Linked DNA regions of Homo sapiens: region 1 is linked to region 2. The links are chromatin loops, found by intact Hi-C in ENCODE. Cell type or tissue: Caco-2. All regions are shown on one strand. Each heading gives the region's core, and the rest is flanking DNA. Links, peaks and the distances in the headings are about the cores only. Region 1 has its middle 20 kb from the start of SLC22A8. Region 2 overlaps ATL3 (atlastin GTPase 3).

Region 1 (4,393 bases), core at 321-4,320, 600 kb after region 2:
ATACCTAGGAATCCAACTTACAAGGGATGTGAAGGACCTCTTCAAGGAGAACTACAAACCACTGCTCAAAAACATAAAACAGGACACAAACAAATGGAAGAACATTCCATGCTCATGGATAGGAAGAATCAATATCATGAAAATGGCCATACTGCCCAAGGTCATTTATAGATTCAGTGCCATCCCCATCAAGCTACCAATGACTTTCTTCACAGAATTAGAAAAAACTACTTTAAAGTTCATATGGAACCTAAAAACAGCCCACATTGCCAAGTCAATCCTAAGCCAAAAGAACAAAGCTGGAGGCATCATGCTACCTGACTTCAAACTATACTACAAGGCTACAGTCACCAAAACAGCATGGTACTGGTACCAAAACAGAGATATAGATCAATGGAACAGAACAGAGCCCTCAGAAATAATGCCACATATCTACAACCATCTGATCTTTGGCAAACCTGACAAAAACAAGAAATGGGGAAAGGATTCCCTATTTAATAAATGGTGCTGGGAAAACTGGCTAGCCATATGTAGAAAGCTGAACCTGGATCCCTTCCTTATACCTTATACAAAAATTAATTCAAGATGGATTAAAGACTTAAATCTTAGACCTAAAACCATAAAAACCCTAGAAGAAAACCTAGTCAATACCATTCAGGATATAGGCATGGGCAAGGATTTCATGTCTAAAACACCAAAAGCAATGGCAACAAAAGCCAAAATTGACAAATGGGATCTAATTAAACTAGAGCTTCTGCACAGCAAAAGAAACTACCATCAGAGTGAACAGGCAACCTACAGAATGGGAGAAAATTTTTGCAATCTACTCATCTGACAAAGGGCTAATATCCAGAATCTACAATGAACTCAAACAAATTTACAAGAAAAAAACAAACAACCCCATCAAAAAGTGGGCAAAGGATATGAACAGACACTTCTCAAAAGAAGACATTTATGCAGCCAACAGACACATGAAAAAATGCTCATCATCACTGGCCATCAGAGAAATGCAAATCAAAACCACAATGAGATACCATCTCACACCAGTTAGAATGGCGATCATTAAAAAGTCAGGAAACAACAGGTGCTGGAGAGGATGTGGAGAAATAGGAACACTTTTACACTGTTGTTGGGACTGTAAACTAGTTCAACCATTGTGGAAGTCAGTGTGGCGATTCCTCAGGGATCTAGAACTAGAAATACCATTCAACCTAGCCATCCCATTACTGGGTATATACCCAAAGGATTATAAATCATGCTGGTATAATGACACATGCACACGTATGTTTATTGCGGCACTATTCACAACAGCAAAGACTTGGAACCAACCCAAATGTCCAACAATGATAGACTAGATTAAGCAAATGTGGCACATATACACCATGGAACACTATGCAGCCATAAAAAAGGATGAGTTCATGTTCTTTGTAGGGACATGGATGAAGCTGGAAACCATCATTCTCAGCAAACTATTGCAAGGACAAAAAACCAAACACTGCATCTTCTCACTCATAGGTGGCAACTGAACAATGAGAACACTTGTACACAGGAAAGGGAACATCACACACCGGGGCCTGTCGTGGGGTGGGAGGAGTGGGGAGGGATAGCATTAGGAGATAAACCTAATTTAAATGACGAGTTAATGGGTGCAGCACACCGACATGTCACGTGTATACATATGTGACAAACCTGCACGTTGTGCACATGTACCCTAGAACTTAAAGTATAATAATAAAAAAAAAAAGAATTTGTGGCAGAAATTGCCAGTTAACTTCCAATATTCATTTTCCCATTCTTCCATAATAGATTTTTGGCCACCAAGAAAAAATGCAACATTTCACAGTCTTTCTTATAGGAAAGTGTAGCCATATGACACCTCAGCAAGCAGTATTTTCCGGACAATGGGATGTGAGCAGCAGTAATGTACATCTCCTCCCTCCCCCTCCTATTTTAACCCAGGCAGCCTACCTGTAGGGGGCAGGAAGGAATGGCAGGGGGTACTAAGTTCTTAACCATAGTGATTTATGTGTTATATGGCCATTTGATCCAGCTTGCTCTTCTACCATCCCTAGGTGGTTGCCCTCATATCATCATGGTTCAAAATGATCGCTGCCCTCTCTCCAAAATGATTCCTGGAAGGGAATAGATGGCAAGGCAGTCAATGGCTTCAGATCCCTAACTCTGAACACTATATTCTACTGCCCTCTAGTGGAATGTTCCAGTACTTGACACAATCGTTGCATAACTACATTGGCAAGAATGAAAGCTGTATGTGAAAAGAGCCACCAAGGCATGGATCGGTGTGTGAAAAGAACAATATTGGGACATGCAAAAGGGTATCTGCAGAGCCTGGAAGAGAAGTCCCAATCATCCCCTCCAGCACCTGGCTCAGGACTCTTGCCAATTCTTTGGTGAAAAGAACTGAAAGTCGGTATCAGAACTGAATACAGAAAACCCACGGTTGCTTGCCTAAATTTCTTCTCTGCCATTTGCATTGTAAACATATTGATTGAGCATCCACCAAGTGCCAGGCACAGCTCTGTCTCTATGATTGGGACAAACAAGGTCCCTTCTCTCAAAGGTGTACATTCTAAGGGGAGAGGAGGGTAAGTGTGGGCAAAGGAAAAGACAATAACAAGAAATGAATCAACACGAGGTTGGGCGCGGTGGCTCACACCTGTAATCCCAGCACTTTGGCAGGCAGAGGCGGGCAGATCACTTGAAGCCAGGAACTCAAGGCCAGCCTGGCCAACATGGCAAAACCCCGTCTCTATTAAAAATACAAAAATTAGCCAGGCTTGGTGGCATGCACTGTAATCACGGCTACAGCAAGAGGCTGAGGCAGGAGAATCACTTGAACCCAGGAGGTGGAGGCTGTAGTGGCCGAGATCGAGCCACTGCATTCCAGCCTGAGTGATAAAGTGAGACTCTATCTCAAAAAAGAAAAAAAATCAACACGAGTGGTGTCAGATAAAGGTAAACGCGGGCCAGATTGTGGAGATTTTTAAATGCATTAGGGAGTTTTAACATAGAGATAACATGCTTGGATTCAGGTTTCTAAAACACCATTCTGGCTTCTAGGTGGAAGATGGATTGTACAAGACAGGGATGGAGGAGGGAGACCAGCTGGAAGATGACTGTACGGGTCCGGAGGAGCGGTGATGGTAGCTTGAATTAGAAAGGAAGCAGCAGAGAATGAGGAGTGAAAAGACTGGTTTCCATTGTGAAAGTAAAGCCAACAGGCCTTAGTCTGTTCAGGCTGCTACCATAAAAATACAATATACGGGTGGCCTATAAAAGTCAGAAATGGATTTCTTACAGTTCTGGAAGCTGGAAATCTGAGATAGGTGCCAGCTTGGTCAGGCTCTGGTATGAGCCTTTTTCCAGGTTGAAGACTATTGTCTTCTCATTGTCTCCTCACATGGCAGACAGAAGGCTGGAGAGCTATTTGTGGCTCTCATGCAAGGGCACGAATCCTATTCTTAAAGTCTCTACTCTTAAGATCTAATTACCTTCCAAAAGCCCCACCTTCTAATACTGTCCTATTGAGAGTTAGGATTTCAACATAAGAATTTGTGGGGGACGCAAACATTCAATCCATTGCCGGGGAGTTGAGGGAAAGGAAAAAATCCAGGAGTTATATATAGTTCTCATTTCAGACCAGGAGTTCCATCATTCTCAAAATATCCTCTTTTTTTGCTTAAAAAAAATCCCAATTGGCCGGGCGCGGTGGCTCACGCCTGTAATCCCAGCACTTTGGGAGGCCAAGGCGTGTGGATCATGAGGTCAAGAGATCGACACCATCCTGGCTAACACGGTGAAACCCTGTCTCTACTAAAAATACAAAAAATTAGCCGGGCGTGGTGGCTGGTGCCTGTAATCCCAGCTACTCGGGAGGCTGAGGCAGGAGAATGGCGTGAACCCGGAAGGCGGAGCTTGCAGTGAGCAGAGATGGCGCCACTGCACTCCAGCCTGGGGGACAGAGAGAGACTCCATCTCAAAAAATAAATAAAAGTAAAATAAAATCCCAATTTAAGGAACTGTCTAGATGACTGGTCTGGATGGATCCCACCTAACGCTGAAATGATTCTTGATTCAGGAACCAGGTAAGAAGCCCTCTTCTAGGAAACATTGCAGCTGTGCAAACAGCTCATTGAGCTTATTCGGTCCCTAGCCTGGAACAGAGTAAGATAAGCCAGCTCCCAGTGGCCCAGCATCCTCCAGGCATGCAGGGTCTGTCAGTCCACATCCCAAAAGCCCAAAAGAGAGTTTTAACATAGAGATAAAGCCCAAGAGGCTTTAGAGACACCTTGGAATAAACCCTCTACAGGGGATAAGGATATCCCCTCTTCCCAGCCCCAGTCAACAGCTCAGTATTTTGTCATAGGAACAC
Region 2 (4,393 bases), core at 169-4,168:
GCTTTCTTGAAATTTTAGTTTCATTTTTCATATTATAGTCTGGTTGGTGGAGTATTAAAGAGTTCTTATTTGATGTGGGCTCCTACCTGCTTTTTTTCAGTGTATAGCTGGGAACCCAGGAAGATGTTAGAAGATTATGTAAATCAGCTTTTCTGTATTTTAATTCTCCTGTGTCTTCATAGTTGGACCAGCTAATAATTCTTACTTTGAGGAAAGAGCTCTATTTAATGGCTGTACTGATCCCTCTGTGGGAACCTTGTAGAAGCTGCAGAGAATCTGTCACCTTTCTTGAGTTAGTGGTCTTTTCATTTTGGGGTGGTTCCGAGGGTCTCTGAGGAGATAATAGAAAATAAATATAATGAGGCACAGGTACTTCTACTTCTTTTAACATTAAAAAAATTAACAAGAATAAATCAATGACCAGTGATTTCTAATTGATTTAAAGGAGTAGTAGTGTGAGGGCATGGCAAAGGCCTGAGACAACTTGAGAGGTTGAAAATTGACTTGTTGAAGACCCTGTTAATGAAATTCTTTTTTTTTTTTTCTGAGATGGAGTCTCACTCTGTTGCCCAGGCTGGAGTGCAGTGGTGCGATCTCGGCTCACTGCAACCTCTGCCTTCCGGGTTCAAGCTATTCTCTGCTTCAGCCTCCCGAGTAGCTGGGATTACAGGTGCCCGCCACCACCCCCGGCTAATTTTTGTATGTTTAGTAGAGACGGGGTTTCACCATCTTGGCCAGACTGGTCTGGAACTCCTGACCTCGTGATCCACCCGCCTTGACCTCCCAAAGTGCTGGGATTACAGGCGTGAGCCACCACGCACGGCCATCAAATTCTTTAAAAAGTGAAATTTCTTGAAAGGCTAGGGAGTAGACCAGATATCCCAGAATGAAAACCAAGGTAAAGATATTCTGCATATATAGTATTCTATTTTGAACTAGAGAAGACTTTCTACTACAGTGGGGAAGGAGAAAAATGAAGGTACATTGGGACAGAGATCTGTCAGCAACTTGGTCATAGCCAGAAAGTGTCAAAACATAGTCTCAGACCCCTTCTTCTCTCCCACTTTTTTTTTTTTTTTCTTGAGATGGAGTTTCACTCTTGTTTCCCAGCCTGGAGTGCAATGGTGCAATCTTGGCTCACTGCAACCTCCTCCTCCTGGGTTCAAGAGATTCTCCTGCCTCAGCCTCCTGAGTAGCTAGGATTACAGGCACCTGCCACCACGCCTGGCTAGTTTTTCTATTTTTAGTAGAGACGGGGTTTCACCATGTTGGTCAGGCTGGTCTCGAACTCCTGACCTTAGGCAATCCACCTGCCTCGGCCTCCCAAAGTGCTAGGATTATAGGCGTGAGCCACCGTGCCCGGCTTCTCTCTCACTTTTAACAACCAATGTTAAAAGCACTAGACTGGGAAGACTGCATTGTGTGTTCACCTTGGTTGAATAAGGCTGTTTGGCTTATTTTTCCCTTCTTTGTCGTCCTGTGAACAGATATTGCTGGTGAATTCAAAGAGCAGTTACAGGCACTGATACCGTATGTATTAAACCCATCTAAGTTAATGGAAAAGGAGATCAATGGCTCAAAGGTCACCTGTCGGGGACTACTGGAGTATTTTAAGGTAAATATGGGTTTTAGTTATTAAAATGTTTGATTTTTGGTAAAGCTGATCTCACTCGTAAATCAACTTGAATTTAAATATTTTGAAACTTAAAAATTTTCTGGGGGAGATGGTGAGAGGCATTTTCAGAGACCTTGGTGTCCTTCCAGGAGTGGGCCATTGGGTGGCAGTATCGGTCTAAGAACCAAATGGATGTTCTTTGCACTCTCTTAGAGGAGCAATTAGCTGTGACTAAAGGAAGATTGTTCCTCAAGGAAGATGGTGTGGACAGGAGGTGGTTAGGAAGTTGCTGTGAGTAGGAGGAGACGGCACCTAGATGTGACACGACTACCTCAAGGCGGATGGTCACTCTGCCCACAGGTAGTGGTGAGGCCAGCGTGCATGGGGAGCTGGATGGGAATCCTAGCCTCTGTAGGCTTGTGCTGCTTGAGAACATTTTTAGTTAACTAAAAATGCTAACATGCACTCAAAGGTGTGTGGTGTGTTTTTGCTAATTCCTGGTTGTTGACCTAAGTCTTTAGGAAAATGCAGTTGTATGGTCACTTTCTAAAAATTAAATATGAGTAAGATATGACTGAATAACATTTTATAGCAGTTTTTATGTTTATATTTTAAGGCATATATTAAAATTTATCAAGGAGAAGATCTGCCTCACCCCAAGTCCATGCTTCAGGTAAACAATGATTTGACATCCTAAACGCTACCCTTAAATTACTTGAGTTGACCTGTATACAATAAGCAGAGTTCTTTAGGAAGAGAATGCACTTTTTCTCCTTTTTCATCATGCTGAGGTCTGTTAATTTTTTTTTAGCACATTTTGCAGTAGTGTGGCGACCTTTTCTAGTTCACTTGTTTGTATTCATGGTGGTACAGTTAAAACGAAATGGCCTCTCCTCACTGGGCCTAGTCTTTTCACCAAACACACTTTGGGAAGCACAGTTTATTATACGTGGTTGAAACATACCCACCATGTTAGACAAGCAAGTTCTTGTCATCTGTTGTTTATTTTTTTTATTTTTATATAATTTCTAATTTATTATTTTTTTGAGACAAGAGTCTCACTCTTGCCAAGGCTGGAGTGCAGTGGCACAATCTTGGCTCACCGCAACCTCCACCTCCTGGGTTCAAGTGATTCTTATACCTCAGCCTCCCGAGTAGCTGGGATTATAGGCATGTACCACCATGCCTGGCTAATTTTTGTATTTTTTAATAGAGATCGGTTTAGCCATGTTGCCCAGGCTGGTCTCCAACTCCTGGACTCAAGCAATCCGACCGTCTTGGCCTCCCAAAGTGCTGGGATTATAGGGGTGAGCCACCATGCCTGGCTATAATTTTTTTAATTAAAAGAAAAAAATAGGGATGTGGTCTTGCTGTGTCGCCCAGGCTGGTCTCAAACTTGGCTCAAGCGATGTGCCTGCCTCAGCTTCCCGAAGTGCTAAGATTACAGGTGTAAGCCACTGTGCCTGACCTGTTATTTACTTTAGTGGAACATGTCCTGACACACCTGTTTACTATTCACTAATCAGGTTTTTAATTTGCAACTAGAATGTCATTTGGTTAAAACATAATTTTTGACTTTCATATGTTGAACATAAGGGGATTTATTGCCAAGTGTTGATTTATTTTGTAGCAGAAAATTTTCATAAAGGGAGCTAGAGCCTGGGATTGACATTGCAAATAATTTTTTCCTTTTTTTTTTTGAGGTGGAATCTTGCTCTGTTGCCCAGGCTGGAGTGCAGTGGCACAATCTCGGCTCACTGCAAGCTCCACCTCCTGGGTTCACGCCATTCTCCTGCCTCAGCCTCCCGAGTAGCTGGGACTGCAGGCGCCTGCCACCACGCCCGGCTAATTTCTTTGTATTTTTAGTAGAGACAGGGTTTCACCGTGTTAGCCAGGATGATCTCGATCTCCTGACCTCGTGATCTGCCCGCCTCAGCCTCCCAAAGTGCTGGGATTACAGGCGTGAGTCACCGCGCCCAGCCCCCTTTTTTTTCTTCTTCTTCTTTTTTTTTTTTTTTTTTAAATAGAAACAGGATCTAGCTGTGTTGAGCAGGCTGGTGTTGAATTCTTGGACTCAAGTGATCCTCCCACCTCAGCCTCTCAAAGTGCTGGGATTACAGGCGTAAGCCACCACACCCGGCTTTTTCCTTTTTTTTTTTTTTTTTTTTGTTTGAGACAGAGTCTTGCTCTATTGCTCAGGCTGGAGTGCAGTGGCGTGATCTCGGCTCACTGCAACCTCTACCTCCTGGGTTCAAGTAGTTCTCCTGCCTCAGCCTCCTGAGTAGCTGGGACTACAGGCGCACATCACCACGCCTGGCTAATTTTTTTGTGTTTTTGGTAGAGATGGGGTTTCAACATGTTGGCCAGGCTGGTCTTGAACTCCTGACCTTATGATCCGCCAGCCTCGGCCTCCCAAAGTGCCAAAGTGCTGGGATTACAGGCGTGAGCCACCACGCCCAACCTTTCCTTCTTCTTTTTTTTTTTTTTTTGACTCACATCTATTTCTTAAAGTTGGAGCAATGGAGCCAGGTGTGGTGGCTTACTCCTGTAATCCCAGCACTTTGGGAGGCTGAGGTGGGCAGATCACTTGAGCCTGGGAGTTCAACATCAGCTTGGGCAATATAGGGAGACTCTAGCTCTGCAAAACAAAAACTTAAAAAGTTAGCCAAGCGTGGTGGCACGCACTGGCAGGAGGATGGCTTGCATTCAGGAGGCGAAGGTTGTAGTGTGCTGAGATTACCACTGAACTCCAGCCTGGGTGACAGAGTGAGGCTCTGT

Evidence for each region. Hi-C counts contacts between places; a loop is a spot of excess contacts. Peaks named below come from ENCODE experiments on the same cell type or tissue, not always from the same donor. Only the 100,000 strongest peaks of a DNase experiment are listed, where the experiment ranks them.
Region 1: a loop joins it to region 2, with 14 times the contacts of the local background. A loop is called at or near these places in 31 of 110 quality-filtered maps.

The regions. Positions count from the first base shown.
Region 1 is chr11:63,033,668-63,038,060 of GRCh38, reverse strand. No RefSeq gene overlaps it. Among named protein-coding and RNA genes, the nearest start is that of SLC22A8, 20 kb to the right of the region's middle. In Caco-2, for the core only: a CTCF peak has its summit at 2,195 (motif pointing left); no DNase peak of the experiment used is centred there.
Region 2 is chr11:63,633,429-63,637,821 of GRCh38, reverse strand. ATL3 (atlastin GTPase 3) reads left to right here. Exons shown (of 13, transcript NM_015459.5): 9 at 1,488-1,615; 10 at 2,232-2,288. LNCROPM (lncRNA regulator of PLAAT3 mediated phospholipid metabolism) reads right to left here. Exons shown (of 4, transcript NR_199012.1): 2 at 87-331. Among named protein-coding and RNA genes, the nearest start is that of LNCROPM, 19 kb to the right of the region's middle. In Caco-2, for the core only: a CTCF peak has its summit at 1,788 (motif pointing right); a DNase peak (open chromatin) is centred at 1,791.